Linked DNA regions of Mus musculus: region 2 is linked to region 1. The links are chromatin loops, found by intact Hi-C in ENCODE. Cell type or tissue: left cerebral cortex. All regions are shown on one strand. Links, peaks and the distances in the headings refer to the core of each region. The heading gives the core; the rest is flanking DNA.

Region 1 (4,394 bases), core at 274-4,273:
TCAGAACCTGAATTTGGGAGGACTCACTTGAGAAGGCTCTAATAATATAGACTCCTAGGCTCTGCCCCCAGACCCGGGAAGGGTCTGGGCCGCAGGGGAGTCTGGGAATACAGTTCTCTCTTGGTATTTTTCTGGGGGTTGGATTCACAACGCCCTCAAAAGTTTGCATATAACCTGTACATATCCTCCCATATACATTAAATTATCTTTAGATTAGTTATGATGCCTGATAGAATGCTTGCCTATAATGCAATACAATGTTAATAGATATAAATCACCCTACTGTATCACTTAGGGAATGAGAGGATTGAAATGCACTGTGCACGTATAGGCACAGTGTTGTTTTCAAATGTGTTCGATCTGCTCTTGGTTGAATTTGCGAGTTCAGGCATCACTGGGGTGAACAGGGATAGCCTTCGGTACTTTGAGAAGTTTCCCACGCTACACCATAACCTAGAACTCGAGATCTGCCATTGGATGCTACTGTGGAGACATTCAGGGCTCAAGTTGACAAATATACTCTTTGTGCTGTATGACCCTCCCCCCAGCCCCCAGTGTTGCTTGTGATTCCATCTAATGGATGCCCTCCTCCTTTTTCAGGTGAGAAGAATTCCTGTTGCAAACTGCAGTAAACGGAAATCCTGTTCAGAGTGCTTAGCAGCGGCAGACCCCCACTGTGGCTGGTGCCTCCCGTTACAAAGGTATTTCCTGAATCTTTTCTCACCAGCTCACATTTTTTTTTTCAGAAAGTGTCATGCGGCCCAACACTTGTTGCCCTACTTTAATGATCCATTCCACGCTGTGACGAAGCAGAGCTCTCCAGGACTGCAATGTACGATGTAACCATAATTCATTCTTAAAGATGGTTCTTGCCATGTCAGTATCAAGTCATTTGACCCAGGCTACACAGGGCCACCCGGTCTGGGCCGTGACTTGAGACGGGAGAGGCTAGTGCAGGTGGGTTTGCTTTTTATTTCCTACCAAGTTAGCCAAGACTTCAGAGAGAGGCAAAAGGTTCGCCCTTGGAGACGATAAAAAGAATAGCAACGTTTGAAATTTTTCAAATGAATCCTCATCATGCCGTGTATTCTGCTCGCTCGGCGGAAGCCTTATTATTAATGGCATTGTCTTCTTGCACACCATATAGCCCTGGGCCTGATGTACAATCTCAGTCTCCAGGCAGAATCTGCCCAGCTTGGTCTTGAATTACGATGTATGCGACCCATCTAGGCTCAAGGGCGACTTGTAGCGGCTTCCTCTCCATGGCAGTTCTTAGCATCGTCGCTGGGACCAGCCTGGTTGGATTCACTGTTGCTATGGTAACCCAGTACTCCAGCTCTCGCTATAGAAGCAAGGAGGAAAGAGCCTTCACTGCAGCTCAGGCAGGAATGAGAGGGGGGAAAAAAACAAGCCACATAGCAGTGGCTGTCAGATTGGTGCTTTCTGTTTTTTAAAGGTGAACACAGATTAAAAATAAAAATAAAAAGAGCAGAGCAGGTAGGGAAAGGCGGAGGGCAGAGCGAAGGGACGGTAGGGGGAATGAAGGGCGATAGAGAAGTAAATTAGAGAGCTCCTGGGGGGGGGTGCGGGGGGGGGGGTAGGGAGCGTGAATGGAGAGGGTGATTATGATGTAAGGGAGAGGCTCGGGAAACAAACTAAAAATATGGAGATGGAATGGATTAAGAGTTCTTCATGGAGGAAGTCACAATCTTAGCTGCTGCAAGAGCTAGGACTGTGGCTGCCCTCCTCTCTGCACCCCCTTGCGGGGGCTCCTTCCCTCAGAATCTCTGGCAGACAAAAGAAACAGGGCCAAGAAAATTCTCATGAATAATTGTAATTGGGGTAGGAGCCTTTTCTTCTTGTCACATGCCCAAGAGTAGACTTGAAGAAATTAACTGATCACAGCCAGTATTATATGGTTGCTGTAGTTCTTTTTTTTTTCTTCTTTTCTTTTTTTTTAAAGATCCATTCCATTTATGTTGCATCTCTGTGTGTCTTTGGAGAGCTCTGGACAGGAGTTCATTCATGGATGGTGGTGACAGTGGTGGTGTTTAAATAGCCGTGACTACTTGTTTAACAAGCTTCAGTCAGGAGTTGGTGGGAGATGCCCAAGTTGGTAATAGAATTTTGGAGTTGGTTGTATTTTGATGGTCCTTTCAGAAGCCTTAATAGTATCCGAGCAGGGGGCAGGGGTGGTGCTAGCTGGAAAGAGATGTTCAAGAGCTGAGTGCTGAAGTACGGGAGCACTCAAGTACTAGAGCACTCAAGTACTATGATGTTTAGAAACAGAAGGGGTGGGGAAAACATGAGGAAGGATCAGAAAGGGGAGAGACAGCGTTTAAGGAAGGAGTGTGTTGCCAGGCAAGGGAAAGGGGGAAGAGAGCAACGTACTGTGCCAGCTCCTGCCAAGGAGGTCAAAGGAAAACGGATCCGTTGGACTAGGACAGGGCGATCGATGACTGTGACAGAGGCCCGTTTTTGGAAGGGTGCTGGAGCTACAAAAGGACAATGAGCAGTGAGTGGAGGAGCTCCTTGGGGGTGTTATGGGGAACGGTAGAGGAGATATGTCGCCGATTCTGAGGCAAAACGTAGACTCCAGACAGTTTAGGATTCTAAAGTTTATTTGTTTTTCATTACATTTTAATTGGGAGTGGGATAGTGCACGTTCCATAGTGTGTGTGGAGGTCAGAGGACCGCTCATGGGAGTTGCTCTCTTCTACCAGATGGACCCCAGGGACCAAACTCAGGTTGTCAAGCTTGACAGGTAAAAGCACCTGCCACGCTATCTCACCAGTCTAACTTTAGAAGGTGTTTTGTTTTGTTTTGTTTTGTTTTGTTTTGTTTTGTTTTGTTTTTGTTTTAACATACATAGAATAATGGTGTCTGGAGCTGAAGAGGTGATGGCTCAGCCCGTCTGTAAAGTGCCTGCTCTGAACGCATGAGGCTCTGAGTTTGTATCTGCAGCACCTGAAAATGTCAGCCATGCTAGTGTATGTCAGTAATCCTAGTGCTGGCGAAGCGGAGACAGGAGGATCCCCGGAAGTCCACTGGTCAGATAGTCCAGTCAAATTGATGAGCTCTTAAGTTCAATGAGAGGCCACACCCTCCCGTAAGCAAGCGCAAACAGGCGCGCGCGCGCATGTGCCCAATCACACTCCACCTACCAGCTTTTTTTGTGTGTGTTGTTGGGGAAAATTCCGGTAGGAAGGAGAGGGGTGGGGGGAAGGAGGGTGAATATTGTGGTGTGTTGTCTTTCAGCAGATGACAGAAAATATGACCTAATCACATCAGTGGGGAGGGTAGCCTCAGTCCAGGATGGGAGGGAAACAGTAGTGTGGACCCCAGAGCTCGTAGAGATAGATCAGACCTCAGGGTATGTCCATATTGCTCGGAACCTTCTTTGTGACCTTAGACCAGCAGGAGCCAGGTGTCTGTGTGAGCCCGGGGAGAGGGAGCCGTGAAATCTGAGGAAGGGAAGCAGGAAGCACACAGGAGCTCAGGTAAAGGACACACACAGAGAGAAAATAGAGTATGGTTGCCTGGCAATATTGGGGCGCACCTGAGGCCGATGATCTTGCCTTTGAAACAGAAAGCATGGGTTTGCTTTGCTCATGTAGTCTAGCTCCAGTCCCATCATGGGAAAGTACGGAGGATAGACTTCAGTTTAGCTAGAGTTTGGGGATAAGTACATCAGGGTGGGGCTATGGGATGACATTGATGTCACCTGTGTGCGGTGGAGGGAAGTAGGGACACACTGTGGATGGGAGACATGAGAGGGGGGAAAACACCACCTGGACTGTGTGGGGGTCAACGCTGAGGCGATACAGGTGTGGAGGTACCGGGAATGGTAAGGTCTACAGGACTGTTACGTCATGGCAGCGAGGGTGGAGAACAAGACTACTGTGTGAGAAACAGGGACCTCTGTGTGTCAGTCGAAGCCACCAGGAACAAGGATGGGCCCACTGGTGAAGAGTAAAGGACAAATTAGTCAAGACCTAAAACTAACTAGTAAGGTGGGTGAGTGTTGGTCCTGTAGGTTTTGTGTAAGGAGTCAGGATGGTATCTATTGCAAACATGAACTTGAACTCTGAGAGATGGTCAGAAAGAGAGGAATTATGTGGAGGAGGGCTGTCAGGCCCAGCTGGGCCACCTCTAGTAAGTTAAAGGAAGCAGCCAGCCCTCTAGAACAGTGGTCCTCAACCTTCCTAACACTGACACTCTTTAATGCAGTTCCTTGTTGTGGTAACCCCCAACCATAAAATTATTTTTGTTGCTATTTCTTTTTATTGTTTTTTTTTTTTTTCAAGACAGGGTTTCTCTGTATAGCCCTGGCTGTCCTGGAACTCACTTTATAGACCAGGCTGGCCTCAATCTCAGAAATCTGCCTGCCTCTA
Region 2 (4,394 bases), core at 292-4,291, 78 kb after region 1:
ACCCAGTCCCCACACAAGGGCCCTTGGTGTGTCTCTGCCATGTGTAAGAAAGGCAGAAGTGAGGTTCTTAGGTTTGTGGTCAGGCCCTTTCCCAAGGGGGTGGACGGAAAGCAGATCTCGGTGAGATAATGAACCATGAAATAAAGGAAGTTTCGTATGAGAACGAAATGTCAGGTACTGGTCCCCCTTGCCCCACCTTGGAAACTTCTGAACATCCCCCTCTCTGTCCCGCATCAGGAAGAGGCTACTCGCTACTGTCCCGCATCAGGAAGAGGCTACTCGCTACTTGGGGAGTTGTCAGCAGAGGGGAGAGAAGCAAAGAGAGGCAGGGAGGAAGTGGACCAGGAGAGGTAGAGGGTGGCAGGAGACCAAGGGAGGGACCTGTGCTTGGAGGAAGTACAAAGGCAGAGACAGGGGTGAGCGGAGAGGTTAGGGGAGGCCCCAAAGGGTTGTCGGTAACCCTCCTGTTCACAGGAAATCAGACAGAGAGCCAGAGGGATGCTCCTTTCGAAGCTGAATTAGTTAGCTCTGCAGATGAACTTGGTAACATGGGGGCTCCAATTGGAGCCATGTAACTACTGTTTCATCTTTACTAAGGCACTCTGGCTTGGGAGGAGCCCTCCCCTTTCCCCCACCAGGCCTAGTGTCCATGGATCCTGGAAACCTCATTGTTTAGGGGGAACCGAAACTGCCCCAGGGCTGCATGCCTCAGCCGATGGCAGGAAGCAGAACACAGCCTATACCTGAACTACCCAATGTCCCTTTGAACATAGTGGCTTCAAATCTGGGCCATCAAAACCCCCTCCCCCAATTCAGTGGGACGTGTTCACAGGAGAGGGCTGGAGACAGGGACCCTGGGACCAGCCTTAGAGGTTCAGGGAAGGGAATACTGCCCATCTGACCTGTGAACCGTGCAAGAGGTGTCTGAATGATAAGGGCCAAGGGCTGGCACATGGGCAGGACAACAGCTGAAGTGGAGGCCACCTCCATCGCTAAAAGCAGTTGAACACTGACAGGCCACCCTCCACAGCAAATGTTTAAAACATTCTTGCATGAGTCCCTGTTGCCAAGACTAAGTGTGAAGCACTTTTTTTTTTCTTAATGTCGCTTATTTTTGGTTTGCAATTAAACGGGCACGTAAACAAGGTTATAACTCTACCTCCGTGAACTGCTCTTAGGCACCAGCCTACTGATGAGCACAAGCCTGCCAGACAGGAACTTAAACATGAAATTAAGGGGGGCCTCTACTGGATACCTCCCATAGTGTTGGGGGTGGGGTGGGGCTCGTGCATGTGCATAGTGTGCAAGAAGGAGTTTCCTGGGTGATGTGCTGCGCGTTTCCACGGGCTTTGCATGTTGATTATGAGTGAATACTGCTGCCTGTCACTCGTGGTACTACCGTGGGCTTCAGAGCTAACTGTTGCTTTTGCAACTTTTTCCAAGGAGACTGTTGGAGAGCCATTCTATTTGCTGGTGACGACCCTGAACCAGAAAATAAACAAGGGTCCCGTGGACGTGATCACCTGCAAAGCGCTGTACACCCTGAACGAAGACTGGCTACTCTGGCAGGTCCCCGAATTCAACACTGTGGTAAGCTTGCCCAAAGCGCTCCATCCAGACCCAGAGGGTGGGGGTAGGTGGGATGGGGGGAGGGTGGGTCCTCCTGACTGTGGGAGGCCCCGGGGCATCCACATAATTGAAAGCAGTAGTTGATAAAATATTAACACGTGTTCGCATAATAGATTTTAATTCCTTGGGTTGGGGAGGGAAGCGCCGTGACGATGCCTGGGATACTCGTCAATTTCCAAAGGTTTTAATATCGGGATTGCTTATAGCTTTGAACATCGTCAAAGGAAATGCAAACTGCTCCCTATTCGGCACTTATAATTGCAATCAGAATTTCTCAAATGGCTCTGCTTGGGGAAGACAATGTGTGAAGAGATATTTCAACCCAAATTGAGGCCGTCTTATTTTAGACCGATAACACAAGACAAACTTCTCTGTGTTCCCCATGCAACACGACGCCTTCCTTTATTATTTCCATGGATTGGTTACAAATGTTTGCTGTCACGCACTTAATGTACTGTGATCTCATAGATATTTTTAGAGGAATGCTGTAGATCGCTCCAGCAGGGTGACGGGGCTAGGCTGCCTGAGAGTTTCAAATACTGAGAGCTTCCTTTTAACCCATTCTGGCGCCAGCCGCCCTCAATCACCCCCAGAGAAGGAGACAGTACTTCGGGGCCTTTCAGGAGTTTTGTGGCAGAAGCCCCACATGGAACATGTCTTCCATACGGCTCAGGAGCTTTCGAAGCTTTTCCATCATCGTCAACTTGAGGAAAGGCTCTGTAGCTTTGGTTTGACTTTTAGCTCTATGAAGACTCTAGACTTCTTTACCATCTTATTAGTGGACATGGAAGAAGTAGATTCCAGTGGGATTCAGGAATTGCTCACTGGAGAGCTCAGGCTCCTGTGGCTTTGCTCTGGGTGGTGAGTCCTGTGGTATCATTCTAGAAGAATTCACTCCCTAATTGAAGAAGGCACCACTGTGCTATGGACCGTATTATGGTTATGTCATGGCTGTGGGTGAGGAGGAGCCAGGAGATCAGCTGTTTCCAGTTTCTTTCATCTGTGTGTAGCATCCCCATGGCTGTGTGCTCAGCAGAGCATGGTTCCTGTGGATAACTGTCAGCACCTGTGGGGTAGGGCAGTGTTCTCAGGCTTTAGCATGGTGGCACTGTGGCCCGGACAGTGTTAAACACCCATTGTTAGGTGACCCTAGATGCAAGTCTGGGGTATGACTTAGGGTTTGCATTTCTTTCAATTTACTCTTTACAACATTTATTTATTTTTATTTGATGTATATAAGTATCTGCCTGTATGTATGAGTTGCCATGCGGGTGCTGAGAACTGAACTTAGGTCCTCTACAAGAGAAGCCAGTGCTCTTAACCACTGAGCCATTTCTCCAGCCCAGATTTATTTATTTTTAATTACTTGTATGTGTGTGTGTGTGTATGCACACGAATGTAAGTATATATTTGAGAACAGAGGTATCATATTACTCCAAAGATGGTTGTATGTAACCCAACAAGAGTGCTAGGAACTGAATTTGGGTCCTCTTCGAGAACAATGCATGCCCTTAACCACTGAGCCCTCCAGCCTTAGGATGTGCATGGTTAATATTCTCCTCAGGCACTACTTGAGAACTGTTGGCATGGGGGTTAGGAACCTGGGTTCTGGAGCCAGGCAGGTTTGAACCTTGCCTCTCCCACTGGCTAGCTGTGTGACACTGCTCGAGTCTCTTCACTTGCTATGCCTTCTCAGTCTCCCTGACGATAAAGATGATAATCATGACGGCCCATCTCTTGGGGATGTGATAAAGATTAAAAGAGTATCCAGCACACAGGCACACGCATGCATCTGTGCATGCACATTGTCTTAGTTAGGGTTTTACTGCTGTGAACAGACACCATGACCAAGGCAAGTCTTATAAAAAAAACAACAACATTTAATTGGGGCTGGCTTACAGGTTCAGAGGTTCAGTCCATTATCATCAAGGTAGGATCATGGCAGCATCCAGGCAGGCATGGTGTAGGCAGAGCTGAGAGTTCTATGTCTTCATCCAAAGGCTGCTAGTGGAAGACTGACTTCCAGGCAACTAGGATGAGAGTCTTAAGCCCACACCCACAGTGACACACCTATTCCAACCAGGCCACACCTCCAGATAGTGCCACTCCCTGGTCCGAAAATATACAAACCATCACACGCATATACACACAGACATGCATGCCCACATACAGAGGAACATAGTCACGTGGGGATCCTCAGTTTCTTCTCTACTGTCTCCTTTCTCTCCTTATGGTCTTTCCTGCTGCTCATCCACCAAGCCCAAAGCAGTACGTGGCCCCCAGCAGTGTCAGCACCGTGCCTCTGGCTTTCTAGAACTGTGAAGTCAGTCAGTCCCTTCCCTATACAAATCACCCAGCTTCGGGTGAGGCCAGTGTTTGGGTCTAACAAGAGAAGGCAGCCCTCACAGGGGTCTTAGGGATAAAGGTTCCTAAGTAAACGTAGGTTTGGGGAATCCAGCAAGATTTCTTTTCATGAAACACATTGCATCAGACCAGGAAGAGAAGAAAGGAGGTGGGCTGGGGGGAAGGGGAGGGAGAAGTCAGCTGCCCGAAACAACTTTTGAGGTTACGGCGTTCCAGCGCTTTCTGTCTGAGGACTTTCTCTCCCTTTCATTTGGAAGCGTTATTTATTTCACAGTCAATTAGGACCATGTGTTTCTGATTTGTTAGGACTCAACTCATCGTCAAAATGTTACTTGATGTTGAAGAAATTCGTGTCGACTCTTGAATTTTTTCCCCTGTTATAGCCTCTGGGGGAAATGCAA

Evidence for each region. Peaks named below come from ENCODE experiments on the same cell type or tissue, not always from the same donor. Only the 100,000 strongest peaks of a DNase experiment are listed, where the experiment ranks them.
Region 2: it touches region 1 in a loop (1.9-fold over the local background); 4 of 42 quality-filtered maps call a loop at or near these places.

The regions. Positions count from the first base shown.
Region 1 is chr10:94,902,772-94,907,165 of GRCm38, reverse strand. Plxnc1 (plexin C1) reads left to right here. Exons shown (of 31, transcript NM_018797.3): 4 at 601-701. Among named protein-coding and RNA genes, the nearest start is that of Plxnc1, 40 kb to the left of the region's middle. In left cerebral cortex, for the core only: CTCF peaks have their summits at 1,496 and 1,778; DNase peaks (open chromatin) are centred at 1,312, 1,727 and 2,172; H3K4me3 peaks cover 1,026 bases; H3K27ac peaks cover 2,016 bases.
Region 2 is chr10:94,824,367-94,828,760 of GRCm38, reverse strand. Plxnc1 (plexin C1) reads left to right here. Exons shown (of 31, transcript NM_018797.3): 21 at 1,444-1,590. Among named protein-coding and RNA genes, the nearest start is that of Plxnc1, 120 kb to the left of the region's middle. In left cerebral cortex, for the core only: no CTCF peak of the experiment used is centred there; DNase peaks (open chromatin) are centred at 733, 943, 1,298 and 1,974.